Linked DNA regions of Homo sapiens: region 2 is linked to region 1. A link is a loop called in an ENCODE intact Hi-C map of the cell type or tissue named here. Cell type or tissue: gastrocnemius medialis. All regions are shown on one strand. Each heading gives the region's core, and the rest is flanking DNA. Links, peaks and the distances in the headings are about the cores only.

Evidence for each region. A loop is a pair of places that touch in the nucleus more often than their neighbours do. Peaks named below come from ENCODE experiments on the same cell type or tissue, not always from the same donor. Only the 100,000 strongest peaks of a DNase experiment are listed, where the experiment ranks them.
Region 2: a loop joins it to region 1, with 5 times the contacts of the local background. A loop is called at or near these places in 2 of 110 quality-filtered maps.

What each region holds. Positions count from the first base shown.
Region 1 is chr10:110,624,677-110,640,912 of GRCh38, forward strand. No RefSeq gene overlaps it. Among named protein-coding and RNA genes, the nearest start is that of RBM20, 12 kb to the right of the region's middle. RefSeq lists an enhancer at 12,437-12,988. In gastrocnemius medialis, for the core only: no CTCF peak of the experiment used is centred there; DNase peaks (open chromatin) are centred at 8,109, 10,255, 12,345, 13,268 and 2 weaker places; H3K27ac peaks cover 6,576 bases.
Region 2 is chr10:110,717,680-110,733,915 of GRCh38, forward strand. The region is part of intron 1 of RBM20 (RNA binding motif protein 20); the gene reads left to right. Among named protein-coding and RNA genes, the nearest start is that of RBM20, 81 kb to the left of the region's middle. In gastrocnemius medialis, for the core only: no CTCF peak of the experiment used is centred there; DNase peaks (open chromatin) are centred at 3,912, 8,462 and 11,124; H3K4me3 peaks cover 848 bases; H3K27ac peaks cover 4,974 bases.

The DNA of each region.
Region 1 (16,236 bases), core at 7,995-15,994:
AGGAAGCTGAAGAAACGTGACAACTAAATGCACCATGTGATTTGGAGCTGGATTCTTTTGCTATAAAGAAAATGATTGGGACAACTGGCAAAATTTTGTCTGAGGATTAAAAGAGAGTAATGCAACTATGTGAAATCCCTGCTTTTGAAGGTTGTATTGAGGTTATGCAGGATAAATCACACACTAGAGACCAACCTGGGCAACACAGGGAGACCCTTGCCTCTCTAAAAAAAAAAATTAGCTGGGCATGGTTGGGCACATCTGTGGTGCCAGCTTCTCAGGAGACTGAGGTGGGAGGATCTCTTGAGCCCAGGGCTTGGGGCTGCAGTGAGCTGTGATTGTGCCCCTGTATTCCAGCCTGGGTGACAGAAAGGCTTTGTCTTAATACTCCCCCACTGTCCTCATACCCCACCAACCTCCAAAATAAAAAAAAAAGTCAGTAAAGTGTTCAGGAATAATGAGGCATCAGGTCAGCTTCTTACTCTCAAATGGAAGAAAAGAAGTTACTTGTACTTCCAAAGTTTCTGTAAGTTTGTGCTTATTTCAAAAATCTTCAAAAAAGTACACATAAATGATACATATTTACTTCTAGATTTATTTATATTCTCTATATAAGAAATAAATATAGATAAAATACATACAGAAATAAATTCACACTGAAACTTCCAGTTCCAGTTTCACACCATAGAATTTATTCTCATTTTCTCCCTTTACATCTTTGCAGCCCATTTCTCCAGTGGCAAGAATTCTGGTTTCATTATCCTGAATGTGTTGCCTTCTTTGATTAATCCCTCTGTATGTGACCAATGTCCATGTCCTCCACTAATCCTTCCCTCATCAAACACTCTCCTCTCCGCTTGGGCCCCAAATCCCCCATTCCAGGCCACCTGTCACCTACGCATAGATGCTCTCATCAGCTCGGGAACTCAGCCTCCCCACATGTGGACGCCCTCTTCACTCCACTTGGACTCTGACACCCATGCTAGGCTGGGCCTCTGCCCCTCCCAATGAATGTTCTCCTTGCCCCACCCGTTCTATGACTCTCCATATTGGGCCACCACTTCCCCACACCAGCAGATTCCCTTCTCACCCCACTTGGTCTCTTACCTTTCGTGCTGGGCTGCCCCTCCATGGGACAACTGCTTTGTCCTCTTCCCATTCTGATTCCCATGACTTGCCACCTCCCAAATGGATGCCTCCTCACCCTCCACAGACTCCAACACCCTCACTCTGGGTCACTGCAGTGTTATCCTCCCCAGTCCCCACCCCCATGAATTGTTCAGCAAGGAAAGGAGAGGGAAGGAGAAGAAGCAGTTTCCCATTTTCTTTTTTTTTAGTAAATGAAGAAACCGAGGCTTGGAAAGGCCACATTACCAGCCTGAAGTCAGACAGTTGATAAGTGATAGAGATGGAATTTGAACCCAAGAAGTCAGTCTCCAGAGTTCCTGCTCAGGCCTGCTATGCTGTGGCCTGTTCACAGGGCGCCCTTGACACCACTGCTGCCTGAGTTGACTCAGTTCCAGCCCTATGAGTCTAAACTGTACGATAGGTGTTATTTCATTTCACAAATGGGAAAACTGAGAGTTGGAGAACTTAAGTACCTTGCCCAAGGCCATGCAACCTGGAAGCAGCCTGGATTTGACCCCGTGCCTTTTGGACTCCAGACTTATGAGGGTAATCACTGTGCCAGAGGGCCCAGAGGGAAGGCAGTTGACTCTGACTTTCAATTCCTGTCTCATCCCAGGAATATCTGACTCAAGGCAGGGTCCTTGTCTGACTTTTGGGGGTCTCCTGGCTCACTCTCAGCTGACTAAGGCAGTGTGGCTCAGAAGCAAGTACATGCAATTTGAGTCTTTGCCACTTACTTGCTGTGTGACTTTGGGAAAGCCACCCAATCTCTGAGTAGACACAATAATGGCACTCTTCTGGGTGGCCATGAGGAATCAGCGAGAGAGCAGGTCATTTGCTTGGTATGGGGCCTGGCCCAGGGTGGGCTTTCAGTAAATGGAAGCTCTTACTGTTGTAAAAACAAACCTCAGAAGGCAGTGAGGGAGGTCTTGTCCAGCACCTAATAGAGAGAAGGTGTCATGGAGAGTTCAGAGGCATGGAGACTAGGAGTGGGTGGAGAGCCAAGAGCTTTTACCCTGAGTTTGATCATCAGGCCATGGAGGGTCATTCCTTTACTGCCTCCAAGCAGGAGTTCTTAATTAAGGCAAAGCAAATTATTATTTTGTTTGTTTCCTTTTTTTTCCCCCAATAAGCCTTTTGCACTCCTAAGACAAAATAAATAATTACTGGTACATTTTATTAGGGTCATCAAAGGAAGCCAACAATCTGTCAGTGGGATGTGGAATGCAGGAAGCACTACCTCCAGGGACACCAAGGTGTTGTTGGAGTTGGCTTCCCTTTTTCGGGGGTGTTAGAGAGGTAGAGCTGAGACCAGTGGGATGAGCTGCTCTTGTGGGATGGGAGTAACTTTCACGAGCTCCTTCATGGTTCCAGCTTGTGGGGCCTGGGCTCACCTGCATGCCCCAGACCTGTTGGATAGTGGTCTCAACTTTTCACTTACTCCTTCACTGACTCCCTCAGCCTGAGGATTCAGGTTGACCATCTAAGGATCTGGGCTCTTAGCTGCCCAGACAGAGATCTCCAGATGCCAGGACCCTCCCAGAGAGAGGCTGGACCCTCTGGTCCACTTATTGCTGGTGCCCCCAAGAGATTTGCATACGAGGAAAAGATCACACCCTCCAAATTCAGACAAGCCTGAACTTGAACCTTGGCATGTGTGTGCCCTAAGCTAAGTTTCTTCACCTTCCCAGGCCTCAGTTTCTTCATCTATAATGTAAGGCCAAGTCATGCATACCTTATATGGGTGTTGTGAAGGTTAAGTGAGTGTCCTTCGTTATTCCATAAGCCAATGTTTGTTGAATGTTTGCTGTGGTTAATTTTATTGTTTTCAAATCCTGGCTGTGCTCCTAATTGGTTGAGTGACCTTAGAAGATCTTGCTTTAACATCTCCTATAGTATGGGTCTGGTGGTGATAAATTATTTCAACTTTTGTGTCTGAAAATGACTTTATTTTATCTTCGTTTGGAAGTTATTTTTGCTAGACGTGGGATTATAGGTCAACAACTTTTTTTCAATACTTTAAAGATGTTACTCCAAGTCTTCTCACTTGCATTGTTTCTGAAGAGAAATCAAGAAACCTGCTGTCATCTTTTTCTTTGTTTCTCTGTATAAAATATGTTATATATAGAATATGTTTTTTAAAGATGTTGTTTTTAGAGACGTTTTAGATTCAAAGCAAAATTGAGAGGAAAGTACAGAGATTTCCCACATACTCCCTGTCCCAACACATGAATAGCCTCCCCCATTATCTGGTGAACATTCTTCACTAGAGTGGTACATTTGTTAGAGTTGATGAAACTACATTCATGTCTATTATTTTCCTCAATCATTGTAATTTTTATCACTACAAGTTCTATTTGGATCTTTTTATATATCTTTCATGTTTCTACTTAACTTTTTAAACATATGGAATGCAGTTTTAATCATGGTTTTAATGCCCTCTACTAATTCTAACATCTGTGCCATTTCTGGGTTGGTTTTAATTGATTATTATCCCCATGATGGATTGTGTTTTCCTGCCTCTTTGCATGCCTAGTAATCTTTGACTGGAAGCCAGACATTGTGAATTTTACCCTATTAGGTACTGGATATTTTGTATCCCTGTAAATCTTGAACTTTATTGAACTTTGTTCCAACTATTACTTGGAAACAGTTTGATGCTTTTAGATCTTGCTTTTATGATTTTTAAGGCAGACTCAGAGAAGTACTCAGTCTTAGGCTAATTACTCCTCAGAAGATCTTCCTAAGGCAAGATCTTCTTGAATACACTACCCATTGAATTTGGAGTTTTTCCATTCTCTCTGGTGGGAACAGGTATTATTGCCGGTCCTGTGTGAGTGCTGAACACTGTTCTCTCAGATCCTTTCAGATGATTTTTCTCCTGACCTCACACACGTGCACTGATTAGTACTCTGCTGGATATTTGAGAGGGACCCTCTGGAGATCTCTGGGTTTCAGTCTCTGTGCAGTTCTCTCCCCTCTGGTACTCTGTCCTGCGAACACTTGCGTCTTGGTCTTGCTAGATTCTCAGCTCTGTCGCCTCAAATCAGAAACGCTACTGGGCTTTAGTTGCCTACACCCTACCACCCCCCTACCCGCCCCCGCCACCCCCTACCCCCAGATTGTGCCCTGGAACTCTTCTCAAGGCAGTAAACTGTAGCAGTAACAGGGCTCACCTTGTTTGTCTCCCATTGTTCAGGGATCATGTTCTTTGTTTCCTAATGTCAAGTGTCTTGAAAACCATTGTGTCATGTTTTTCTGTTTTTCTTGTTGTTTCTGGCAAGAGGGTAAATCCGGTCTCTGTTAATCCATCGAGGCCAAAAGTGGAATACTCTTTTTTGTTTATTTATTTTTTTGCCAAGATTCCTACTTGGTTCTTTTTCATTACTCACCTGTTCCCTTTTTTTCTGCCTATTTCACCTTTATTTTGTTCTTATATACATATTATTTCTTAGTTTGAGCAACTTAAACATATTTTAAAGTATCTGTCAGATAATCTTATTATTTTAATTTTATCTGTATTAAATTTTTCTTCCTGTTGTTTGATTTTGTTGGCTTTTTTCTTAGGGTTAGATTTTTTCATTTGCTTAAAAATCTTGTTTTTCAGGTTCATTTTCAGTAGTCCATGGAGATGTTCATTGTGCTTTTGAGCAAAGATTACCTTTTTTCCCCATATTTCATCTATTATTCTTACATGCTTGGAGCAGCAGTAGTTCTTCAAAGTATAAACTTACAAAGCAATCTTTAAAGTCCCAACATTCTATGTTTATAATCTGGTGTTGTAGAAAGGTTCAGGCTTTCAGTAGGCCAAAGCTCTAGTTTTGAATCCTGGCTCTGCCGTGTGCTCCTGTTCAAGTTTTTGAACTTCTTTGAAATTCAGTTCTCTTGTTCCTAAAATGTGCATAATGCCTATCTTGTATTATGTAGAGTTTTTATGAGGATTAAGTGAAATTTCCTGGCAGGGTTTCCCAAATGTTGTTGACTTTGTAATTGAAGCTATGATTGACTCTCCCATGCAGCATGAATGAAACAGAGAAAGTTGACACTGTGCCAACAGGTGCAAAAGAAGCTGCTGGACTTTTAAAACAAAAGGACTCCAAATACACCCAACTGTTTACATTTAGCATGAGTGGTCCCTGATCCAACTTCTGTCTGTGTATTCTCAGAGGGAGTGGGTAGAACACACAGAGGCAAGGAATGCGTGCTATTTCTGGAGCCAGAAAGCAACACATCCAGCAGCAGGAATAACCTTCGTGGTGCTGATCAGTTGCTATGACTCTGTAGATGCAGAATTTAACCAGCCAAGACCTGTGTTTTTCTTAGCCTGGGGATAGAGTCAAAGAAAGGCTCATGTCATTCGGAACCAAACTGCCAATACTAATAATAGGCTGGGGCCTGTGGGTGGCTTAGGTATGGGAAGTGGGAAGCTAGAGCTAGTTTTGAACAAAAAAATGCCTCAGTTGAGCCCTGGTGGTATGAGGATGCTCTCCTTGGGTATATATATTTTACATTCCTGGGTCTTCCTGTCTTCCTTCCAAACCAAGAATCCAGCGCGGTAGATTTGTCTCCACTTCCCAGTCATCTCCAGGTTCTCTTTGTGGGAACCCACTCCCTGGGCTTGCTCCCTAGATCCTCTCTAGGGCTGGCCACTCTGACTCTCTGAAGTCATGGGCAACCCCATACTGATTTTCACTCCAATTACTGACTCCCTTTTTGTACAGAATTTCCCTTGTGGCCAGTACACCCATCACAAGGATACCAGAGGGGAAAACTAAGGCAGGACAGAACTGGAAAAAAGTAGGTGACTACTTTCAAGTCACTTTCACATTTAGAAATTTATTTGATTGACTGAAGACCTATAAAGCAAGTACGATATAATACTTATTTTTACTTTATTAACGGGGCTCAGAGAATTGGTAATAAACCCAGGTCACTTTGACTTTAATGACAAAATAGAAATATTTGTGATAGTTATTTTTATAGAAATAGAATTTGAAATTATAGAAACTTTGAAGTTGTAGAATTATAGAGCTATCATTTTATAAGCTCTAAAATAACTATTTTCATTCTGTTTTTTTCTTTCACCTACTATTATTGTAAACAACAACAAAATGACTGCCATTTATGAAACACATGTTCATATTGGGCACCATGCTAAATATTTTACCTATTTTCTCTCATTTAATTATAACAACAAACCAATATTACAGATGCTGCTAGCCTCATTTTCTGGATGTGGCCAAAAGGAGTTTAAGTAACTTTTCTATCATTTGGCATTCTTACATAATTGTCTTCTTAAGTTCCTACATAATGGTTACAATTATCATTTTTAATTGCTATGTACTAATAATGCCCCTAATTCACTTAATTCCTTCTGCCTTGTTAGGTATAATGATTAAAAGAGCTGGGAGACATTCATTCATTCATGTATTGAACAAGTATTTAATTAGCACTTGCTATGCTATCATATGCTGTGTTATATCCAGGGAATACAATGGTGAGTAGGACAAAAACACTCACCTTCAGAGAGCACTCACAGTCTCATGGAATATGTAGCCAGCAAGAGGCAATTAGAAGACAGGGTGGTGATGAGGGCAGTTCTTGTTGCTGTGGGAGTGCAAAGCAGGGAGCCTACCTCATCCCAACAATGTCAGAAGAACAGCTATCAATTAAGACGAGAAAAGTAGAATGATTTGAATGGCCACTAATTTACCATATGCAAAACCAATGAGGGTGCTATGGTTTGAATGTTTGTCCCCTCCAAAACTCATGTTGAAGTTTAATCCTAAACGTGGCAGTATTTAGAGAGGTAGGGCTTTAAGAGGTGATTGGGCCTTATGAACAGGTTAATGAATTAATGGGTTATCATGAGAGTGGAACTGGTAGCTTTATAAGAAGAAGCAGAGAGACCTGAGCTAGCACACTCAGCCCCCTTCCCAAGCGATGTCCTGCACTGCCTAGGGACTCTGCAGAGAGTCCTCACCAGCAAGAAGGCCCTTGCCAGATGCAGCCCCTTGACCTTGGACTTCTCAGCCTCCATAATTGTAAGAAATAAATTCTCTTTCTTTATAGATTCCCCAGTTTCAGTATTCTGTTATAAGCAACAAAAAACAAACTAAGAGGGCCACCAAACACATACCACCCATGATGCTTTAATGGAACTTGGGTCTCCAGGGATCCCAGGAATTCAGATACATTAGGATTTGGAGCCCCAAACTATTTTCATTTCCATTGTTATTTTACCAAAGGCTTGTCATTCTCTAGGCCAAAGAGGCCTAAAACAGCATTGTTCATGTCTTCATTGTTCTGATGATGATGATGATGATGATGATGGTGGTGGTGGTGGTGGTAGAGGTGCTGGTTTTGACTGCTTTCATTAACTGAGCATCTCCATGTGTCAGGTACTTTATAAGTGTTATTTCACTGATGTTCACAACAGCCCTATAAGGTGTTATACCTTTATTTTTTTAGATCAGGAACTAAAACAGAGAGATTAGATAGCTTGACTTGCTCAAGCACAGCCTGCTAATAAACAGAGAAGGAGCCAATTCTCTAAGCATAGGAGTTATATCATTTAGATTGTGAGGAACAGTGAGTGTGCTGGATTTACTCTAAAGGTTCTAGTGGTGGGTTCAAGTCTCTTTCAAGTATAAGCGGAATTTGATGCATTGTTGCTTGCTTGAAGATGGTGGAGCCACTTGAGAGGGAGTGTAGTGGCCTTAAGAGCTGAGAGAGGCCTTCTGTTGATAGTCAACTAGAAAATGAGGACTCCAGTCCTACAACCACAAGAAACTGAACTTGGCCAACAACTTGAATGAAGTTGGAATCAGATTCTCACCTAGAGCCTCCAGATAAGAGCCCAGCCTGGCCAATATCTTGATTTTGGCCTTGTAACATCCTGAGCCGAGAACCCAGTTGAGCCATTCTGGATTTCTGACCTGCATAACTGTGAACAAATAAATGTGTGCTCTTTTAAGCCCTTACATTTACAATAATCTGTTACACAACAGTAGAAATGTAATGCAGCAGCTCTTGCCACATAGTCACTTGATGTTCCATGGTTGGCAAGATCAGAGGCTCTGTCTCTACCAGGGCCAAGTCACCCACTAGGAACTATTTTCCAAATGCTGTAAATTTCTGCTGCACATGTCATGACTTGCTCCAGAGCTCTAGGTGTCTACATTGTGATCCCCCTACTGGGGCTTGTAATAGATTCAATATGTCTTTCCTTCCATAAATGCCTCTCATGCTATAGGATCCTCTGTGTCACATGGTCCAGGTAGCAGAGTTACTCATGCCCAGCCTGGACTTTCTGCAGAATCCTTTCCCAGGCAGTGCCTCATTCCAAGAAAGCTGACAGCATTTCCTATCACTTGATAGATGGACCAAGGCAGTATCTCTATGTTTCCTTTTGGATGATGGATGGTATAAGATGCAGTGAGCCGAGGTCACATCACTGCACTCCAGCCTGGGTGACAGAGTGAAACTCCCCCTCAAAATAAATAAATAAAATAAAATAAAATAAAAGTAATAATTTATTCATTTGACTTCCAAATATGAGGCTCAAAAGTCAATCCACTGGAATACAAGAAGAAAATATTAGAGCTTTTGGTTTTCTTTTATCCATGTCATCAAAAATTTTTCAAAGTTTTGCTAATATTTCACATATAGATTGATCCTGATCCTCACCCAGTTTACATCAGACACTTATAAGAAGACACTCACATCGTACCAGCTATTCAGAGGGGAAAGTAGAATTTTGAAAGGGGAAAGAGGTTGATAAGGCCACTGCAAAAGATTTACCTTTTACTTTGGAGGGGATGACAGACCCTAGACCACTGGGTCCTTACAAATCCACTAATGTGCAAGCTCCTGAATCTTCATGAGGTTTAAGTTCTCACCCTCTGGAGTACAGACTTCCAATATAATTCTTGCTCATCCGGTATTAATACGGTGTTATAAAAATAGAGGACAATTGGCTGGGCACAGTGGCTCAGGCCTGTAATCCCAGCACTTTGGGAGGCCGAGACAGGTGGATCACCTGAGGTCGGGAGTTCGAGACCAGCCTGGCCAACATGGCAAAACTCCATCTCTACTAAAAATACAAAATTTAGCCTCCTGGGTTCAAGTGATTCTCCTACCTCAGCCTCCTTAGTAGCTGTGATTACAGGCACCCACCATGCCTGGCTAATTTTTGTATTTTTAGTAAAGACGGGGTTTCACCATGTTGGCCAGGCTGGTCTCGAACTCCTGACCTCGTGATCTGCCCGCCTCGGCCTCCCAAAGTGCTGGGATTACAGGCATGAGCCACCGTGCCGGGCCTTTTCCTTGTCTTTTTAACTTTCCACACAATGCCAATGTAAGAATTCATTTTAATACAATAAATGTATATATAAGGATGTAAACATATATAATAAATGTACATATTAGGAAAGTCAGCATCTTAATAGATAAACACATGAGATCAGAAAAAAGGCAAAGAAGCCTATATATCCACTACTATTATTTAACACAATCGAGATATTAATCAATACAACTAGACAAGAGAAAACTATTAGAGGAATACAAATTGACAGGGAAAAAAGTAAAACTCTATTTGTAGATAACATGATAGAATATCTGGAAAACTCAAAAGTTGTAATGATAAAACTAAAACAAGCAAAATAATTCTGTGCGTATGCATGCATTATTTTATGTATAGATTAAATAATATAGAAATATAAATAGGCAAATATACATTTATATTTATATAAACAATAACCAGTTAGAGAAGATAATAAAAGAGAAAGCCTTACTTATTATACAAACTAAAGAGCATAAAATATTTAGGAACAAACTAAGAAGAAAAGTGTGAATTGTGTGGGAACTCCAACATAATACCTTAGGGAGTTGTTGATCCCATATCGTGGCACTAAGCATGGAATAAATGAGTTAGATAGTCACGAATAAGAAAACATGGTATGTAATAGACAAACTTGGCTCTCAACATAACCACCCATAGAACGACTTTAGAATTCCGAGGGTCTTACAAGCCCAGGTACTATGAGGATGGTGCTTAGTTCCAGGGGAGGTGCTGTGGGTGCCAACTTCCGGCTTGGCTCGTTGCCCGTCTGGCTCCACGTCTCTTGTCCCTCTGGGCTGTGAGTCTGGCAGCTGGTGTCAGTGTGATGATTTGCTTGGCTCTGTCCTCCCTCCTAGTATTACTTTTTCTGTAACAAAGCTTTTGCTTTGATCTGCTGCAGTGTCAAGTGTTTTATTTGATACCACTAAAACCACCAAAACTTCTCTGAGGAAAACTTTAAGATACTCCCTAAAGGCATAAAAGTAGACTTGAACAAAGCAAAAGACATCCCTTGTTCTGTGATGGGACTAACTCATCATCGTAAAGGTCTAATTCTCCTCAAGATAATATATAATTTTAACAAGATCTAATAAAAATACCACGTATTTATTTATTTAGAGACTGAGTCTCGCTCTGTCGCCCGGGCTGGAGTGCAGTGGTGCGATCTTGGCTCACTGCAACCTCTGCCTTCCAGGTTCAAATGATTCTTGTGCCTCTGCCTCCTGAGTAGCTGGAATTACAGGCATGTGCCACCACATCTGGCTATTTTTTTTTAATACCACATTTTTTTTCTAGAAAATTGATTGCAGAGCTCATACGGAAAAATAAAAATGCAAGAAGAGTTATGAAAACCCCCAAAAAGAAGAGCTGTGAGAAGAAAGAGTTCTTGTCAAATAACAAATATTATTATAAAGGATCTTTAATCAAAACTAATAAGTAAACAGGAAGACTACTAGGAAAAAAATAGAAAGTCCAGAATTAGACATAAGTACATATGGAAATTTAGCGTATGATAAAGATGGTATCTTATATCTTGCAGGAAAAGCCAGCCCTTTCAATAAGTGGTGTTGGGACAACTGGATGGCCATTTGGAGAAGATAAAATTGGATCCATGCCTCACACTGTGCACCAGAATGAACTCCAAATGAATCAGACATCTAAGTGTAAAAAAATTAAACCATACAGATGCTACAAAAAACATGAGAATTTAAAAAATAATCTCAGTGTTTAGAAGCTTTTTCTAATTCCGATTCAAAATGCAGGTGCAACAGAAGAAACAATTGATAAATTTTACTATATAAAAATAACATTGGCATGGCAAAAACAATAAGAAAAGACAAACAAGTAAAACAATAAGAAAAGACAAATAATACACCATCTTTATCAAAGGTCTAATCTCCCTAATTTATAAAGAGCTCTAAAAATCGAGGGGAAAAAGACATTAAGAAAACAATATAAAGATGGGCAAAAGGGACAGTTTAAAGATATACAATGGGCCAGGCATGGTGGCTCACACCTGTAATCCCAGCATTTTGGGAGGCTGAGGTAGGTGGACTGGTTAGGACCAGGGTCCTTACCAGTCCACTAATGTGCAAGCCCCTGAATCTTTGTGAGGTTTACGTTCTCACCCTTTGGAGTACAGACTTCCAATATAATTCTTGCTCATCCAGTATTAACATGGTGTTACAAAAATAGAGGACTATTGGCCAGACTGGGTGGCTCAGGCCTGTAATCCCAGCACTTTGGGAGGCCGAGGCAGGTATCTTTCCCCCTGGGATTTATAAGTGCAGAAGGTGACTGACCTCCTGACCCAGAGTAAGCTCTTTTAAGGGACTGTGTATTATCATTACTGAACGTTCCTAATGGAAACGTTCTTTTCCCCCTGGGATTTATATGTGCCGAAGGTGGCTGACCTCCTGACCCAGAGCAAGCTCTTTTAAGGGACTGTGTGTTATGATTACTGAATGTTCCCAATGGGCAGTCCAGTAATCACAATAAAAACAGCCAATGACAATTTACTGAGCCCCAGTCATATGCCAGATGACACTGGCTTAAGTGCTTTACATATAATCCTCACGGTAACCTCATGATGTGGACACTATTATTCCCATTTCTCAGATGGGAACACTGAGGCTCAGGGAGGTAGAGTAAGTTGCATAACATCATGTGACTAGCAGACCTTGGGGCTGGATTTCTAAAGGAGTCATTCTGACTCCAGAGTCTGGGCTGAGAGGAAGCGGGGCAGGGTCTTCTGTATGGGGTGGCCCTGGGATGACCAAAGGGGCCACACCAGGAGTGGCATTAGTCTACTCCCAGCCAGCTGCATGGGTGCCCACTCAGTGAGGTCAGCACATTGCAGGCTCTCACTGTTCCTGGCGTCACTCTGGCATGCAGAGGCCTCCGGTGTTGCCTTCCATAATGGTCACCTGATCCTGGAGCTGGTGGGCAAACAGCCTGAGATGTTTATTCTCTGATGCCCAACTGGCTTGACAGGCGGGGTGATAAGAGAGACAGAGAAGGCAACTGGGGGACAGGGTGGATAAAGGAGTCCCCTGCCTCTGAGAAGTGCTGTTTTCCTTGGCTGGGGCCTACAGTCACACCACTGGCCTCTGAATGACAGTGACATTCCCCAGGGATTAAGCACGACTTGTGGAAGCTGGGTCTCCACAGGGGGTGCAGAGCCCCACGGAACTTCAGTCATGCAATTAGCTACCTCTAACATTTCTCCCACATTCATTTCGTACCTCCATCACTTCCCATCCCCCCTCCAAAAAAATTCAGCTGCAACTTGCTTTATAACACACAGTAAGATTGTTGTATTATGTGTCCTGGAAACAGCAAATGAGAGAAAGTCATTCTCTGGCTCTTTGGAAGCATAGCTCAAAACTCCTCTTTTCCAGGAAGCCATGCCCAGGTTAACCCTCCCCCTTGCTGCTCTGGGCCCCTGTGATTCTGGACGCAATCTGCAGTTGTTGATTTGTCGCCAGGTACCGAACAAGCGGTGGCAGAACAGAGCTCTAGCCACCCGGGGCTCGGAGCAGTGATGCTTTTAGGAGAGGCAAAGATGCTGATGTCATTTGTGGTTGGGATAACTGCTTTCCTGTTCAAGGACATTGGATGTATACCTAAAGCTCTAGAACCACGGTTTCCTGACTTCCAACCAACTGCACTTTGACTACAATACAACACCTGCAGGGCTTATTAGAGGACAAGAGGCCTGGCTGATAAATTCCTGACCAGAGGGATGGAGGCTAAGCCTTTCCCTGCAGCCAATGCCGGAAGTTCCCAGTGAGTCGGTCGGGCAGAAAAGAGCCTCCTGGGTCATGTCCTCACTTTTCCTCAGCTAAAGTTCCCTGACTGTCTCCTTCAAATTCAGATGTGCATCCAGTTCCATGAGTAACCACATTATTTTTAAACAGCATCCTTCAGCCACTGTCTCTCCTGGGTTTTCAGGGAGTGGTGACCCTTTGTGAAGCCAGGACAGGATTTTATTTTCTGATTGTTTTCAAACATCTGCAGAGATTCCATGGACTTCAAAGTCAAACAAAAATCATACTCTGGTCGAGGCACCAGCCAATAGGTCAAGCTGAGGTAAATATTTCTACCTCGGGGGGTAGAAAAGAGAAGCCGGGGAGTGTGGAGAGATGGGAAACCAAGGGATGGGATATTGGAGACAGCAAAGAGGTTCAAACGCTGGAGATTTACCAGAGGAGTGTCCAGTCTCAAAGCCCCATTATATCAAGAAACAACATACAAAGTAGTTTAAAGCTCAATGCTAGGAGTAATGGAAACTAGGGTTAGATCCGCAGCTCCTCTGCTTACTAGCTGGCCAGGTGGCTGGACTTCATGAGCCTTTGTTTCCTTATCTGTAAAATGGGTATAAAAAAACCAACCACCTACTAAGGTGACTGTGAGGACTAAATGACAAATATGTGCTCAAGACAGCCTGGCAGATTAATACTCAAGAAACAGAACCGTTGGCTGGGTGTGGTGGCTCCCCTGTATTCCCAGCACCTTGGGAGACTGGGGTGAGATTACTTGAGGCCAGGAGTTTGAGACCAGCCTGGGCAACATGGCAAAACCCTGTCTCTAGAAAACATAAAAATTAGCTGGGCAGGCGTAGTGGTACATGTCTGGAGTCCCAGCTACTCCTTGGGAGGCTGAGGCAGGAGGATCGCTTAAGCCCAGGAGTTCAAGATTGCAGTGAGCCATGATCGTGCCACTGCATTCCACCCTGGATGACAGCCTGGGTAACAGAGTGAGACTCTGTCTCTAAAGCAAGAAATGGCAACTGTTATTATTAACACCCAGATAACAGTTAATATCTTATGGCTAAGATGATCTATGATAGACTGCTTCATATGTATTCATAATTGTCAGATTAGTAGCTTATAACTGTGTCAATGTGACTGGTAGCAACTTAATGATTTACTTATTTAACTGTCTCTACTGGAGTTGCTAGGATAAAAGGACAGTGTTTAAGACTGGACAATATATTATCCAGTGTATTTCTCCTTCATTCCTTCACATGAATTTTTGCTTTAAAAATAAAAATTTTGGCCGGATGCGGTGGCTCATGCCTGTAATTCCAGCACTGTGGGAGTCTGAGGCAGGGAGATCACTTGAGGTCAGAAGTTTGAGACCAGCCTGGCCAACATGGTGAAACCCCGCCTCTATTAAAAATACAAAAATTAGCTGGGCGTGGTGGCAGTTGCCTGTAATTGGGAGGCTGAGGCAGGAGAATTGCTTAAACCCAGGAGGTGGAGGTTGCAGTGAGCCAAGATCGCGCCACTGCACTCCAGCCTGGACGACAGAGTGAGACTCCATCCCAAAAAATAAATACATAAACAAAAATCTTATTGATGTACTAAGTGTTGTTAATGATTACTAGTTGAAAAAACAAAATTTTAAGTTTTGTTGTCACTGGTTAATTTAACAATGACATGTGTTCATAGCAAAAACTCTAATAGTATATGTACTTCAATAAAAGTTTATTTCAAGTATTCAAACAATATAAAAGGTCATACAAGGCCTTGTATCCTAATTTCCAGAGGTACTTACTGTTAAAAATTACTTGTATAACTTTTCCAGAAATGTTCTCTTCTCTTTGATTTTATAGACATTTAGTCATACTGCAATACTGTTGAGAAACTTGCACCTTCTCCTTAATAATACACCTTGGGTCTCTTTCCCTAGCAGTGCATACAGACCTACCTCCTTCTTTTTCAGGGTTACATTGTACTCTTTTGTAGTAGAGACCATCTTTTGTAAGGCCACCCTTCTGTGCAGCACTTTGGTTGTTTCTAGTTTTTGCTATTATGAACAATGCCACAATAAACTCCCTTGTCCATGTAGCTTTGATTATTGCTACAAATAAACCGAGAGTATAAATTCCTAGGAGGATAATTGCTGAGTCAGTTTCCCTTGTTGCAATTTTAGTAGTTCCAATTTGGGCCAGGAACCATGGCTCATGCCTGTAATCCCAGCACTTTGGGAGGCTGAGGTGGGCGAATCACCTGAGGTCGGGAGTTCAACACCAGCCTGACCAACATGGAGAAACCCCGTCTCTACTAAAAGTACAAAATTAGCCGGGTGTGGTGGCGCATGCCTGTAATCCCAGCTACTTGGGAGGCTGAGGCAGGAGAATCACTTGAGCCCAGGAGGTGGAGGTTGCGGTGAGCCGAGATAGCGCCATTGCACTCCAGCCTGGGCAACAAGAGCGAAACTCTGTCTCAAAAAAAAAAAAAAAAAAGTTACAATTCACTTCCAAAGAGTTGCTGCAACTGACACCTATAGTATATGAGAATGTCTGTGTCATCAAACTTTACAAAGTAAACTGTTGTTAAAAAATAACAGTGATAGTATACATATGCTGAACAGCCACACATACAAATCAGCTCATCTGCAGAGATGAATGCTCACAATCAACTGAGAGGTAAGCTATTATATTTCCCCTTTGAAGAGGGGACAGAAGGTCACAGTGATTCAGAGCAGGGTCTGAATCTCAGCTCTGCTATTTATTATTCCAGTGACTTTGGGCAGGTTCTTCGAGTTTCTCCAAAATGGTGATATTAAATGAAATAAGGTTTGAGAAAACTCCTAGAGCCAGTGCCTGGATTATTTATTAACATCATGGGACAAGCCAGAGTGCCAGAGTCCCCAGTAAGTTTGAGAATGACCCTAGTATAATAGAGACTTGGGTTGTATTTCCACCCTTTTCTACCACCTCCCACCAGGTTGCATCATTTCTTTGAATTTTCTTATTT
Region 2 (16,236 bases), core at 3,515-11,514, 89 kb after region 1:
CATCTGTTGCTCCATCTGCCTGCCACAGTTTCCCATCCCTCTTCCTCTGGTTTTGATTCCTTGAGGGGAATTCCTCATCCACCTCACATGGTCCTACTGTGGCTATCAGTCATGGAATCACAAAGGGATCTTCCTCACTCACTGGAGTGGGCAGGTGACCCAAAGCGCTCCATTGCACTGGCCCCACTCACTGTGCGAGGGAGGAGCCTCATTCTCAAGCAACCCCAGTTAGCATTTCTCCTGGGACTAGTGCATGGAGAGAAACAATCCCTTTTGCACATGGGCTGCCTAGAAAGAATGTGAGTCTGGGGCTTCGGGCATCTGTTCTGTTTGACATGTGGCAATATCCTTTGAGAATGAAGAAAAACAGACAAGCAGCCTGAGAGCTAGGGCGGGGGACAGAGGCTTGGCCACATGGCTTCCACCCTTGCATGCAGTGGGCCTGGAGTCAGCACCACCCCTGACTTCCCAAGGACAGAAGCCAGCACTTCCCCTTTTTGTTTCAGCAACTTTGGGTTGGGTTTCTGTCACATGCACTTAAAAGAGTTTGAATACAAATACCTTTATCATCCTCTAGTTTTTAAAACACATTACATTTTATAAGCAATATATAAATTCATAATTACAGACATTCAGGCATCTTAGTTTTTCCTTAGAAGACCAAGTACTCAGAGGAGGGCTCCATGCTTCCCCACCTCTGCCCAACTGGACTCTCCCTTGCAAAACATGTGTCACCACTGACAGCTGTTTGGGGTATAAACTTCTAGCCCTTTTTCTGGTATTTCTATCTGTATGTTTGTATACATGCATAGATAGTTTGTTTTATTTTTTAGCATATACTGTAGGTTATTACATGTATTCTTCTATAACTTTTTTAGTTTTTTTTTTTTGAGATCTTTGATGTTAATACATATAATTCTACTCCATTCTTTTTTTTTTTTTCTTTTTTTTTTTTTTAGTCTCACTCTGTTGCCCAGGCTGGAATGTAGTGGTGTGATCTCTACTCACTACAACATCCGCCTCCGAGGTTCAAGCTATTCTTCTGCCTCAGCTTCCCAAGTAGCTGGGATTACAGGCACCCGCCACAATGCCCGGCTAATTTTTGAATTTTTTTTTAGTAGAGACAGGGTTTCACCATGTTGGCCAGGCTGGTCTTGACCTCCTGACTTCAAGTTATCCACCCATCTCGGCCTCCCAAAGTGTTGGGATTACAGGCATAAGCCACCATACCCAGCCTAATTCTACTTCTTTTTTATTAAAGACTTCACAGATTTGATAGCATAGTTAATCTGCTTAAATAATACGCTGTTGATGGACATTGAGTTATTATTGTCCTGTCTTTTTCTGTAGAGGGAAAGTTTGTGTTTGTTTTCCTACATACATTTGGAGACATATCTGTAGGTAGAGTCTTCTAATAGAATGGCTGAGTTGCAGAGCATGTATGTGACACATTTTGGTAGATTCTGCCAAATGGTGTTCCAAAAAGGCTTTTCGGATTCAGACTCCCACCTGCAGAGCAGGAAATATTTGTTTTCCCACATCCTCACCAACACCGAAGGTGAGCCTGTTTCAGTTTTCCTAGTCTTGAAAATGAAAACACATGAGATTGTTGTTGCTGTTCATTCCTCTGAACACTGGCAGAGTGGGCACCCTTCACAGAGGTCTTGGTCTCTTGCATTTCCCCTTCCATTAATTGATACTCATTGATTTCACTTTCTAAACATGTGATTGTGTGTCCTTCTTATTGACTTGACAAATTCCTAATTCCTAACAGGTCTCACTGCCATGCTATTGATGTTGTAAATATTGCTTTTGGTTTTGTTTATAAATGGGTTTTATTTTGTTTTTGTTTTTGTCTCGCGGGTATATGTATGTATAGTTTTAGGTTTTGTTTTTGTTTTTCTTTAATCAGGCCAACATTTTCAATTTTTATGACTTTGAACCTGTTCATCTTTTTCTTTATGGCTTCTGAGTTTTGTGTCTTTCTTGGGAAGACCTTTCCCATCCCAGATTACAAAGAGTTTCTCCTATGTGTATTTTTTATTAAAGTTAGAGATTTCATCCAGTATTGTCATCTTTGTCTTAGTTTCTTCATCTGTAAACAAGGATTGTAATATGTGCCTCTTAAGGATTCAATGAGATAATGTGTGTAAAGCATTCCTCCTCCTTCTCCCACCTCTGTCTTATTCTGTTTGGGCTGTCTTATTGGGTAGCTTAAATAAACATTTATTTTTAACGGCTCTGGAGGCTGGGGCATCCAAGATCAAGGCACCAGCAAATTTGATGTCTGGTGAGGGACAGCTTCCTGGTTCTTGGAGACGCCTTCTTGCTGTACCCTCCTATGGCAAGAGGGGTGAAGGAGCGCCCTGGCGGTGATCTTTTTTATAAGGGCACTAATCCCAGTTATGAGGGCTCTGTCCTAGTGACCTAATCACCTCCTAAAGCCCTCAACTCCTGATACCATCACAATGCAGGTGAGATGCCAACATATGGGTTTTGGGAGAACTCCAATGTTCAGTCCACCCTCCCACCTTTCCAGTCACTGCACTGACAAGCTTGCTTCATTCCTAGTGGAGTCCTCAGGGCTGTTTCTTTGATGCCAAGGAGGTTGGCACAATGTCTGGGAATCCTGTGTCCACCCGGCCACCAGCAGGGGACTAGCTGCTTCCTGGGAGTGCTCAGGCCCTCACACCACCTTTGCTCTCCTGGAAAGTGACATTCTTCTATCTACTTTCTAGTCCACATTTTGCAGTGCAACCGCGGGACTGGAACATAGCCATGGGCCAGAAGTCTTGGCATCATCCTGGACTCTCATCTTTCTTTTCTCCCCACATCCAGTCCATCAGCAGATCCTCTCAGCTCTACCTTAAGACACAGTCAGAATCACTTCTCCACCCCTCCTCTGCTACCACCTGGGCCAGGCCACATGGCCTCCCACTTGGATCCCTGCAGTGCCTGTCCCACCCTGCCCCTGCAGCCTGATCTCCTAACCCTCATCCTTGCAGTGTCCATCCCACCCTGCCCCTGCAGCCTGCTCTCCTAACCCTCATCCCTGTGGTGCCCATCCCACCCTGCCCCTACAGCCTGCTCTCCCACAGCAGCTGGAGTGACCGTTGAAAATGCACATCCAGTCATTTCCCTCCTCTACTCAAAACCCTCCAGACCCTTCCCACATTATCAGAATAAAAGCCAGAGGTCCCACTATGGCCTGGCAGGCCCTCCATGGCCTTCACCTTCGTTTCCTCTCACTTCATTTCCCGTGCTCTCCCTGACATTTCTCTCACTGGCTACCTTGCTCTTCCTCAGGTATGACCTTCGCTCCCTGCTGCCTGGAACCCTCTCCTTCTGGATTCTACAGGACTGGCTTCCTTATTTCCTGCAGGCACCTGCTCAGTTGCCGCCACATGGAGAGGCCTTCCCTGGCCCTATCTCAAGCACCCCGTAATCCCTTTTCACTCTCTGTCCCCCTTTCCTTCCTCAGTCTTCCTCAGCACTAAGCATTGCCTGACACATTATACATTTACTTGTCCTCTACTGGAATGTCATTTCCATGAGGAGAGAGACTTTTTCTTGTTCCCTGCTGAGTCAATCTCCATCCCTAGAGCAATGCCTGCCATATGGCAGCCCCTCACCTGTTTGTTAAATGAATATGAAAATGTCGAACCTGGACTCTTTCTAATGAGGGCCCAGCCTGCTTTTAGAACCTTGGCTACCTTCCCTCCAGTGGGCCTCGGAGTGGGCAGTGTGAACATTTGCTCTTGTGAATGCCGTTTCCCATGGGCCTTGGTAAGTTCTGCCATGGAGGGACGGGACTGGTGAGTGTGCGCATGTCTGTCCATGTTTGGGTCTGTCCAGGCATCGTCCTCCCAGCAGTAAATCATCACTGCACTGACCGTGCCTTTTCACATGACCACAGGGCAAATCAGCACGCTCTTCTGCAGCCTCCCTAATTGGTGTCATCTTCAAAAACAACCTGTGGCTTCCGACTGTGGTTCTGCTTGTGAAAGTGTCTCCCTATTTCTCATGGAACATCTTAATGTAGCTGGGTACTTGGATCTCTCTGCACCTTCTCATTTCACCAAGCTATAAAATGAAGGCCTATAAATAGGTGTGATAAGCAGATCAAGGCCATTTATTGCAGAACCTTCCTCCTCACCTCACCTACAGCCCGGAGCATGTGCATGCAGAGCAGGCAGTCTCTGGGGGGATGCATCCAAGACTTTGGGTATTAGAACAAGGCATACTGGGGTGTCAGGGGCAGAGATTTATCTCCTCTCCCAGTTGGAGAGGGGAGGGCTCCCTCCTTAGGCACCTGCTCCTTCTCCTTGTCTCTGCCCCTGCCTTTTCTCTGCCTTTGATTAATTTTTTGGAGGGGATGATGTAGTTTAGAGCAATTAAGTTAATTGTCTTAGAAATCATGATTTCTTTTGATGCACTGTTTCCTCTATGGAAACTTCCTGACTCTTGGTTGCTGTCAGTGTTTAATTATGGTTGTCAGGCAAGATGATTTGAAATGATTAATGGGAAGATGTATTTCAAGAACAACAGCAGGCATTTTTAAATTAATTTTTAAATAGACTTTATTTTTTAGAGAAGTTTTAAGTTCACAACAAAATTGAGAGGAAGGTACAGAGATTTCCCATCCACCCCCTCCCTCACACATGCACAACCTCCCCCATTATCAGCATCCCCCAGCAGAGTGGTACAGTTATTACAGTTGATGAACCTGCATGAAGCATTGTGATCACTCAGAGTCCGTAGTTTACAGTGGGGAGCATCCTTGGTGTTGTGTATTCTGTGGGTTCGAACAAATGTGTAATGACATGTATCTACCATTATAATATCCTACAGAGTAGTTTCACTGCCCTAGTGAAAATTAAAATTTAATTACACAAATAATAGATGAATGCATGCTCCTTTAAAATATTAAAACATTACACATAAAGCTAAAGTCTCTTTTTTCCACCACTCTCAAACTCAGATCTTGCCCCAGAATTAGTCACTGTTATCAGCTTGTTTGTATGCTTCTATTTGTGCCCCAGGTAACCTTGGAGGATAGAGTGATGATACTAATTACATCTCTGATACCATTGACAAAGGAGCTCTAGGGCTAGGACATATACTGGGGACTTCATATGATTCTCCCAGTGGGCTGAGCATGGTGGCTTAAACCTGTAATCCCAGCACTTTGAGAGGCTGAGGCAGGCAGATCACTTGGGGTCAGGAGTTTGAGATTAGCCTGGCCAAAAAGGCAAAACTCTGTCTCTACTAAAAATATATAAATTAGCCGGGCGTTGTGGCATGCACCTGTAATCCCAGCTACTTGGGAGGCTGAGGCAGGAGAATTGCTTGAACCCAGGAGGCAGAGGTTGCAGTGAGCCGAGATCACCTCACTGCACTCCAGCCTGGGCGCCAGAGCGAGACTCCATCTAAAAAAAAAAAAAAAAAAATCATCCCAGCAACCCTATAAGGTAGGAGGTGGGTACTGTTTTGTTAATAACAGCTTTGATGAGATGTAAGTCACATATCATGAAATTCACCATTTAAAAATATACAAGTAAACGGTTATATATTCACAGAGCTGTAATTCATCACCACTAATTCCAGAATATTTTTATACCCCCAAAAGAAACTGCGTACCCATTAGCAGTCACTCCCCATCCCTTCCCTTTCCCCTTCCCTCATCCTCTGGCAACCACTAAACTATTTCCTGTCTGTGTGGATTTGCCTCATCTGGACATTTCATATAAATGGGATAATGTAGGAGTGGAATTGCTGGGTCATATGGTAACTTCAGATGTAACATTTTGAGGAGCATCCAAACTGTTTTCCAACGTGGCTACACCATTTTACACCAATGCCACTAACAATGAATGAGGATTCCAATTTTTCCACATTCTTGCAGCACTTATTATCATCTTTTTGATTTCAGCCATTCTAGTGGATATGAAGGGGAAACTCATTGTGGTTTTGATTTGCATTTCCTTAGTGACTAACAATGTTGAACATCTTCTCATGTGCTTAATGGCCATTTGCATGTCTTCTCTGGAGACACATCTATTCAAATCCTTTGCCTATTTTTAATTGGGTTATGGGTCTTTATTGTTGAGGTTTTTTAACCCTGTTGTACAGATGAGCACGGCCCTTCCTCTGTGGCAGTGCACAGGGAAGGCAGAATTATTGTGATTTTCAGTTCATATGAAATTCCTTAAGTGTTGGGCTTGAGTTTTACTTCAATTATAGGCTTATCTTTTCTTCCATGTCTAAATAATAATAGTATTCATTTGTTAGTAGATGACAGACACTGTATTCTAAACACTCTACTATTCTAAACAACTCTGCAGAAACTGAGGCTCAGAAAGGTTACATTACTAGCCAAAAGTTACCGGGTAAGAGACCAAGCCAGGGTCCAAGTCAGGTCTATTGACTTCAGGGCTTGTATTCTGAAGTCAATACTTAGCCATCAAAAGAGACAAACAAATCCCGTCTGCCAGTGTGTGTGCAGAACCCGTTTGTCTCTGTGGCAGTGGTAAAACAAATGACCAAACAAAACAAAACTGATGCTGTGATGCTGGACCTTCAAGCTAGTGATGCTTCAGAATACACCACACCAGACTACCTGTAAAACATCTGCTCCAACAGGTTGCAGGCTGCTCAGGTTGAAATTGCTCCAAGCTGGGAGCTGCAGAACTGAAGTAGCCTTTCAGCAAAATTGTGACTTCTTTGTTGAGAGAGGAAGTCTGAAGATGTTTCCTGGGGCCTCACCTCTTACCTGCTATTTCCTGAGAGTGCTTCGTCAAGATTTTCTCAGTTCTGTTTCTGGAGACAGAGCAGGAACCATTGACTTGAATCACGTTAGCACTGTGAGTGGGGAGAAGCATTGACTCCCTGGCTTCTCCCCACAAAGAGTCACCTTGACAGGCCCAGTAATATCCCTGCAGCCATGGGCGTGCTGGGCCATATCGTTGCCCTGGTGGAGGTCTGGCACAAGACTCAGGGAGGGGACATTCTTTCTCTGAAGCCAAAGCAGATGTTTTCACTTCATCTGGGGATGAATCATCTGGGGAATGAGAACAGTAGGCAAGGAAGGCAGGATCACCATTATCACAGGAGATGCTTTATCCGGCACCTACTGTAAGTGTACCAGGTTTCTTGAGGCAGTGCCTGGAAACCTTGATCCTGGTCTGCCTGCATCCCCCTCAGGAACTTGACTGCTTGGGCTCTGACTGCATGCCTACCATGTGTCAGGTCTTCGAGGAGGAGTCCCAGTCCTCAAGGAGTTTAAAGTTTTGGGTAGAGAAACGTGTGGATTGCCAAGTTACTGCAAAGTGGACTGTGATAAACACTGTCACTGAGCTCTATTAAGCAAGTGACACCACTCCATGAACTTGGATGATCATAGCTCTTTCCCATCTACACAGCAGGTTAATCATTCTCACCCTGTGTAATTCACAAGAATGACTCGGGAGTAAATGAGACCAAGAATGTGCCAGAGTTGAGTGTACTAGTGGTGCTAACATTTTGGAATCAGAGATCCCTTTCAAAGGCTGATGAAAGCTTTGGACTTTCACCTCAGAAAAATTACTCTGGAGCGTGCGCTTATATGACTTTGCAAACAGTTTCAATTTCATGGTTTTTATGAACATCCTGAAACCCATCCATGGACCCTTGTGGGGGACCTGTAGGTCAATAACGCCTGTTTCGGTGCTTGTTCCCTGAAGGATGTTTTAAAAGTCCCAGATAAATTCACATTACTATTATTAGGAATCCTATGTTTCTCAGTTACTTCTATGTTAAAAATCTTTCTCCTAAACAATTATTTGCTAAATATCCCTTATAACTAGGTATTATTTAGATTGATGAACTTTAAGGATAAAGCAAAAGCAAGACAATCTGATTGGCCAGATTTGTCTTCTGTTTTGTGTACATGTATAACATAAAATGGAAAACAATTGCAGAGGTGCAGGCTTTAAAAAAATACAGAAACAGAGCACATCAACCTGGATTTTAGGTGTGACATCTTGCTTGGTTGTGTATTTCAGGGGCTGCAGAGCTCACAAAGCTATTGCGGGGAGGCAGCGTTAAATCTGTTGCTCTTGTAAAACCAATTGTATGGCATATAGCTGGGGTGGCGTGTGTATAGGAAGCTGAGAGCATTGGTCACGCCAGTTCTCTGAGACGGGAGGCAGGATTGACAGCCACAGCTTGGCCTCTGTGCTGGGGGTGGAATCTGCTGCGTGTGCAGCCTCCTTCCTGCCCCCCTCCCCCGACCCCATCCTGGCAGGCAGTGGTGCTGAGCAGATGGACCCCATCCCCATCTTGGGGGCAGATGTGCTGCTGACTGCCCCATCTGCCCACTCCTGCTTTACCTCTCCCTCTCTCTGGGCACCTGCCTCCTTGCTCCCCTGACGCAGCCCCTCTGCCGGCCTCTCCCTCTCAGTGGAATGTTCTGTCCCAGGAGGCATTGCATCACTGCTGACCAGCCTCCTGCTCCTGATGACTGGTTTGGCTCTGACCACGAAAGGGCTCAGGTTTGGGTTTCAGGGCTGCTGTGGGTGTCTCTGTCCTAGGTGGCCTGTCTCAGAGTTGGAGATGGTAAGGTCATGATACCACCCAGCATCTCTACAGCATCATATTTTCTCCGTACTAGAGCACTTTCTAAGGTCTCCCCTATCCTCTCATGGCATGGGTTACTGTTCCAAGCATCAGCAATGAGTGAGGCCCTCTATTCACTTGCCTGTCACTCTCAGGGTAGCAGATGGAGGCAGTATTACTCTGCACCCAATGAGAGTTTCACTGGTGCATAGCTTGGTGATTAACCCCAGTTCCTCTACCCACTGGATATGGGATCATGATCAAGTGATGGCCCTCTAAGCTACTCAGTGTCTTTGTCTGTGAGGTGGGACTAACACCCGCTTCTTTGGTTTTTGAGGATTAAATGACATTGTAGAAAAACTACAAAGTTTGGGGTCCTCAAAACCACTTCCACTTCTGATGCCAGTTGCAGGTTCAAGGGTCTCCAAGACCACATTCAGGTGTTAGAAAGTCCTACAGCACTTACTGAAAGTGGTTATAATCAAAGTTATGGTTTATTGCAGGAAAAAGATACAAATTAAAATAAGCTGAGGGCAGGGGCCCACAGGGAATCTCACCTGAGCCTGTATTTTTGTTTTGTTTTATTTTTGAGATGGAGTTTTGCTCTTATCGCCCAGGCTGGAGTGCAATGGTGCAACCTTGGCTCACTGCAACCTCCGGCTCATGGGTTCAAGCAATTCTCCTGCCTCAGCCTCCGGAGTAGCTGGTATCACAGGTGCCCACCACACTGCCCGGCTGATTTTTTGTGTTTTTAGCAGAGACAGGGTTTCGTCATGTTGGCCAGGCTGGTCTCAAACTCCTGACCTCAAGTGATCTGCCTTGGCCTCCCAAAGTGTTAGGATTACAGGCGTGAGTCACTGCACCCAGCCTTTTTTTTTTTTTTTTTTTTTTTTTTTTTACTATTAAGAAATTCCCCCTTTTATCTTTAGTTGACACATAATGTATGTGTTTCTGGGATACAGCATGGTATTTCAATATGTGTACATAATTCATTTTTTCAGTTTTTGGGTTTCTGATTCACGCACGGTTTATTCTGGTGTTTGGTGTCAGGTGTGGGCTGCAATTGTATCTTTTTCCAAATGACTCTCCAGTTGTCACAATACTATTTATTAAAAAGTCCGTCTCAAAAAATAAAAATAAAAAAAAAATAAATAAAAAGTCCATCCTGTTCTCACAGATGTGAGACACTATCTCAATTATATTTTAAATTTTGTATGTAGTTGGGTTGACTTTTAAACTTTCTATTCTGTTTTAGTTGTCTGGTTGTTTACTCATATGCAATGTTTTGATATAAAGAAGACCAAATCACTTCCCTCTTGGCTCTTATTTATAAGAGGCTTATCAGTTAATTTTGTATATTTTTCTTTTTTTAATTTTACTTTAGGTTCTGGGATACATGTGCTGAACGTGCAGGTTTGTTACATAGGTATACATGTGCTATGGTGGTTTGCTGCACTCATTAGCCCATCATCTAGGTTTTAAGCCCTGCATGCCTTAGGTATTTGTCCTAATGCTTTCCCTCCCCTTGTCCCCCATCCCTCAACAGGCCCCAGTGTGTGGTGTTCCCCTCCCTGTGTTCATGTGTTCTCATTGTTTAACTCCCACTTATGAGTGAGAACATGTGGTGTTTGGTTTTCTGTTCCTGTGTTAGTTTGCTGAGGATGATGGTTTCCAGCTTCATCCATGTCTCTGCAAAGGACATGAACTCATTCTTTTTTATGGCTGCATAGTATTTCACGGTATATATGTGCAACATTTTATTGATCCAGTCTATCATTGATGGGCATTTGGGTTGGTTCCAAGTCTTTGCTATTGTAAATAGTGCTGTAATAAACATACGTGTGCATGTGTCTTTATAGTAAAATGATTTATAATCCTTTAGGTATATACCCAGTAATGGAATTGCTGGGTCAAATGCTATTTCTTGAGCCTAGTTTTTACTGGGGCTCACTCATGTAGCTGACAGCTGTGTGGCTGGCCTAGGTCTCCAGCCTCTCTGGAGATTGAGTTGATGCTGCATGGCCCAGGGCCCCTGCCATAAATCACGTTATTAGACTATCTGGGTAGCCCAAGGTCCCCACTCTTCTCAGGCAGTACAATCTAAGGGTTTAGAGGTTACCTCTCAGAGTCCAGGAAAGGGAAAAAGCCACACTTTTTTTTTGGATAAGGTTGATTCTTTACTAGACAGGTAGACTTTGGTAGACTTTGGTAAATTGCTGTTAGTGCTCATTTTTATGCCTCAGGGTCAAGGTGAGGGGGAGTGACTTCAATTTTCTCTCTTTCTCCTTTCTCTGTAATTATGTCTGTGGTCTTGGGAGGGTGTCATTCATTGTGCCTACTTGAAGTTATTATCAGGGTGTGTTTTTGCCCAATCATAATGCTTCTCTTTTGTGTGGTGCTCTCAACCTGTCAGGCTCACGTGTGCTTGTATTAAGCCTCACAACAACCCAAGGAGGTGGGTGGGCAGGTGTCATTATTCCAATTTTACAGGTGAGGCAGGTGATGTCATAGGAAGCTTGCTGAGTCGCCAGGTCTCAGGACTGACAGCAGGCTGTCCCTGGGTATCTTTCCACCTCCTCTGCTGACCCGCTGAGCGATGCTGCTCTGTTTATGCACACAGCCTTGAACTAGTTGGGCCTGGGTTCAGATCTGGTCCCTGTCACACCCAGGCTGTGTGATCTTGGGCAGAATTTCTTCACTGCTCCCCTGCCCATAGGGTTGTTGTCAGAATCATGTGAACTGAAGCATGTAAAGTATAGGCTTTTAATACTGTTCGCCGAGACAGAATATTGGTTACTGTTGCTGCAACCATGACAGCAATAATTTCTTCAAGCGTTCTGCTAGGTGTATAAGAAATTCAGAATGAGAAAGTATCTTGAATACAGAGAAGGCAATTTATGGCACAAGATTTAAGAACATGCCACTTAAACGCTCCCAATTTTAACCTCAATAATCCTTTTCACGTAACTACCAGGTAATTATTTAAATAGTCAATAAAATAATATGTGTTGTTCCCAAAGCTCTCTCCTGCGAGGGGTTGTCTCTTCCTTCAGGTCCTGGTGCCTGGGCTTCTCTTTTCTGCCCTTCCTGCCTCTCCTTCTCACCTAGTAAACCTTGCACTTTTTTCAAATCCCAACAACTTTCCAACTCCAGGTGAGGTTCACACCCTCTTATTTACCCTTTCCTTTGATGCATTGATCAACCCACAGTTTCACAATTATTTGACAGTTTGATTAATATCTATCTCTTCTTCTAGGCTATGAGCCGCAGGAGGGCAGAAGCTGAGATCGTATCTCCCAGATTTGGCAGCTGCTGCCACTTGCAGCTCAAACCTAAAAGTCAGGTGTGATCAGTTAGAGGCTCCAGGGGTGATTCCCAGCCGTCCGTCATCACTGTAGAGAACACTGGCCCTTGTACCCTGGCTGTAGCGCAGACAGGCCTGAGGGGAACCGCATCCACCTCCGCCCTAGATGCGATGTTGGAATGCTTGAGAGGCCCTCTCCTGACCCCCTCTGTCAGGAACATTAATGTCATTTCTTCCCCCTTTTATTTATTTATTTTTTGAGACGGAGTCTCACTCTTGTTGTTGCCCAGGCTGGAGTGCAACCTCGGCTCACTGCGACCTACGCCTCCCAGGTTCAAGTGATTCGCCTGCCTCAGCCTCCTGAGTAGCTGGGATTACAGGCATGCGCCACCATGCCCGGCTAATTTTTTTGTATTTTTAATAGAGATGGGGTTTCTCCATGTTGGTTAGGCTGGTCTCAAACTCCCAACCTCAGGTGATCCACCCGCCTTGACCTCCCACAGTGCTGGGATTACAGGTGTGAGCCACCGTGCTTGGCCCTTCTCTTTTTTAAGACTAGTCCCAAGCACCAGGTGCTCATCTGCCTTGTTAGCTCTGCATGCTTCCTGGGAGAAGCAGACCCCTGGATAAATGACAGCAGCTAATTGGTTGCTTAGAACACATTCAAGATGGTTTCCTCGGACTTCTGTTCTCCTGACTGTGCATTAACATAGCAATGCCAAGGCAAAGTTTCTATGGCAAAGGTTTAAGAACATGCAAATTGAATGCGCCTGATTTTAACCTCATTAATCCTGGCTTGGAGATCCCCCGACCTCCTTTCTTGGGTGTCCAGCTCCAGAATGCCCCTCCCCCTTTCACAGGTCCTCCAGCAGAAATGAACACGGCTTCAGTCCCGAGGACTCCTCTAGCCTAGAAGAAGGAGGCAGCATTGTGCAGACTTTGGAGTCAGACAGGGTGGGGTTCTCGTCCTGGCTGTGCTATTGACATTGTGGCCTTGAACAAGCTTTAAGTTGCTAGGAACTTCATCTGTAAAATGGGCAGAATGCCCAGCCCATGGTCAGCCCTCAGACCATGCCAGCATGTCCTCCTCTCCAAAGTTCATTGCGGTGGGATTGAGTGCTCCCTTTCCAATCTCTCTTGGAGTCCTGAATGAGGACAAGAAGCTCTGAGACCTCATGCCCAGCCCCTCCTTCCTTTGTGTTTCCCAATTAAATAACTGCAAGAGCAAAGTCATGTGGGAGAGGCCGGCAGGCAGGGAATCAGGAAGAAGGAGGAGGGAGGCATCCTTCCTGGTTTCTTTCTACCTCCCCACCCTCCTACTTGAAGTGTCAAGCCGCCCCCCATCCTGCTTAGAGCGTGCACACAGCACCAATCGCTTCGTACTGGCCCCATTAGAAACCAGTGGGCTAGAGCTCTTTAACCATTGTGTAACTTATATGCTTTGTCTAGAACTCCTTCTGATAAGTATTTCCAGTGGTTCATTCACTGGCCATAGTGAGTTTGAGGTATGAAACTGTTTTGTTTTATTTTTTCTCGGTATGAAAGGCAGTCTTTTCTCTAGGTACTCTGCATGAGGCCACTTCTCGATATTTGGGGGCTGGTTGTTATCCACGTTGGGAAATCACCAGATTCCTCCCTCCTTTCTTATTTCCTCTCACCTCCTCCATGTCTGCCCACAAATTCAAACAAAAAACAAGGAAGCGAAGAAGCTGCTAATTTCCCTGCTTTATTCCTTTCCTTGAGAGAATGAAACAAGGAAGATGGCAATTCATTTGGTTCCTTGGTAAACAATAAAAGAATGGACTCAATGAAGAGAGAAGCTAAAATTGTGTTTTGGATTTCCACAAGTTCAGTAATGTTCTATCCATAGGTTCTTACACCTGTACCCTGGGTCACAAATTCCCTTTGCCATATCCCATTTCTTTCTGAAAAACTCAGGAATCCACCCCTTTTAGCTGAACTCATAAATCTGCCTTAGTTACAATTCTGTCATTTTCTACGTGTGCTGCCATCTTTAAAAAATAATTTTTCAGAAGCCTTTTATACTGTAATTTGTAGAAATTATCATTTCTCCCTCTTGTTATCTAGGCTAATTCACCTTAGAATTTTCTGAGAGTGTGCTAATGAAAATAGACATTCTTATGTTAGAATGGCTCCTAAAGGCAAAAGCTGCATTTTTTTGTCCACTTCAGAGTTTAGGCTTCTTCAGGCATTTTCCTTAGTTGTATGCTGAGAGTGTTCTCTTCAGCTTAATTTGCAAAATGTCCTTTTTTGTGTTAAGTTTACTGTTGTAGTAAGATTCGAGGTATAAAGCTGGTCTTTTAAAATCCTTACCCTTGCATTTGGCATTAGATGCCTCTGAATCTCACATTCATGGACCTTCAGGTCCATCTTCTCCATGTGCACCTTCAGCACCTCTAGAGCTCTTTCTTGTCTCCTCAATCTTCTCACCTATGTTTTTCTAAAAGGACTGTGCATCTCAAACAATGCCACTTTTTATCTTAATAACCATACTTCTGATAGTGACATTTTTCCCTCCCCTGCTTTTTGCCTTTTCTCGAGAGTATTTCTTATACATAGCATCCTTCAATATTCCCATGTTGCAGTTCTCGTTGGTTTATCTGTTTCATGGTCATCTCCACTTTTTTCTATTCCCCTGTCCCCTCGCCCCTGCTATTTCTATGGAGAGGTTGGTATTGATTTTCTTTCTCTGACGCGCTGTCAGTCATGGTTATTTCTCAGTTCCTCCATGCTCTTTCCTATGAGAATTATTTTTTATGAAAATGGGCATCCCTTCTCCAGCTTCCTCTCAGATTCCTTTTAAGGATTTAGGGGAAATGTTTCCTTTCTCCTTCAGATGATTTCAATTGCCCACCAATCCTGACTTCTGACAAAGGCAAAACCAGGTTTCCAAGGGCAAATTCAATTCACTGCTCTGTCTCCAGCAGTTAGGGTTCATTCTTAGGTTCTGAAATCATTCCCTAAATTTCTTTTATTTCTCAAACTCCGGTTTTGCCTTTCTGGGGTCCAGGGGCCTTCTGGGTTAAGTGTGAGTCACCGCCACATAAATTCTGCCCTTGCCGTTCACACGCACCCCATCGTTGGGTTCCAGAGCAAAAACTCTTCAGGGAGCCTGGCTCTTTCTCCTGCCCTGAGAAGACTGAAATCATGTCAAGGGTGAGAACTTGGTCTCCTGAGTCTAGAAGTTTTGAAGACCTCACTGGAAATCATTGACTGTGTTGACCTCTGGAACCATCAGCATCCCTCCTGGTTCCCCATAACAGACCCCAGGAAACCCTAGGAAACCTTCCCAGGCTGCAGAACCTGGAAACAAGAATGACCAATCTCAGTGACCAATATCATCAGGGCTACTCACCAGGCTCGGAAAATCTCCTTTTGTTCTTCTATTTTCCATATGGAATCAATTCTTATAAGTACCAGGATCCCTGCTGGACATCCTAATTCTGTCAAGATTCTTCCTTCCCTTTCTGTCTCTGTCTCAGCACCGTCACCACCGTATTGCAGAAGGGAAGCTTGTAAGGCTCTGAAAGGATCCGTACAGCCAGCGACAAACAATGCCCTTTCAGAAAATGGAGTTTCTTTACTACTTACTTGAAGTTGTTCTTGGGATCTCTTTCTGCCCTTCTTGCTCCAGAGCTGGTTCATGGTGTCTCAATTCAGTTCATCCCCGTCCCCAACCCTGATATTTCTTCTAGTGCAGAATCAGTGACCCCTTCCCTGCCCTCACCCCTGGCGGGGGATGTGTAATGTTGAGAAGGAGGATGAGGTGAAACCACACGGTATAGAGCCGGGTGTATGGCTGGGAGGATTGACGATGTGGCTTCCAAATACCTACCCAAACGGGTGTCTTTTGGAGGACGACACTGCCTCTGGATAAATGATCTCTGGGTACACAGAGGAGGCATGCAGTGATTTGTGGTTACTATGAATAGAATTGCCCATGCAGGGCTAGCTCCTTGGGGTTCTGTACCCTGATTGAGGTCATGGTTAATCAGGGGTGCATTCTCTTTCATAATCCCTGGGGATCTTGCCTGGCATTTTTGTTTAGCTGGAGAAATATTGGCTTCGCTCTGGCCACAAATTTCCCACACTGGCGTGGCTCGGCGCTTTCTGGCTGCCTTGGAGATCCTGATGCCTGTGACTTTGCAGAATGCCCAGGAACTGCTCGCTCAGCTACTTTCACTCTCGCTCTAAAGATAATCGCCTCTAAAGCAAGGTAATGGACATGTTTTATCCCCAGCAATTCGGTTTGCCCTTCTGGGGTGCTTCTCAAAAGAACAGCCTCAGAGATGCTGACACGTGACTTCAGCTAACCA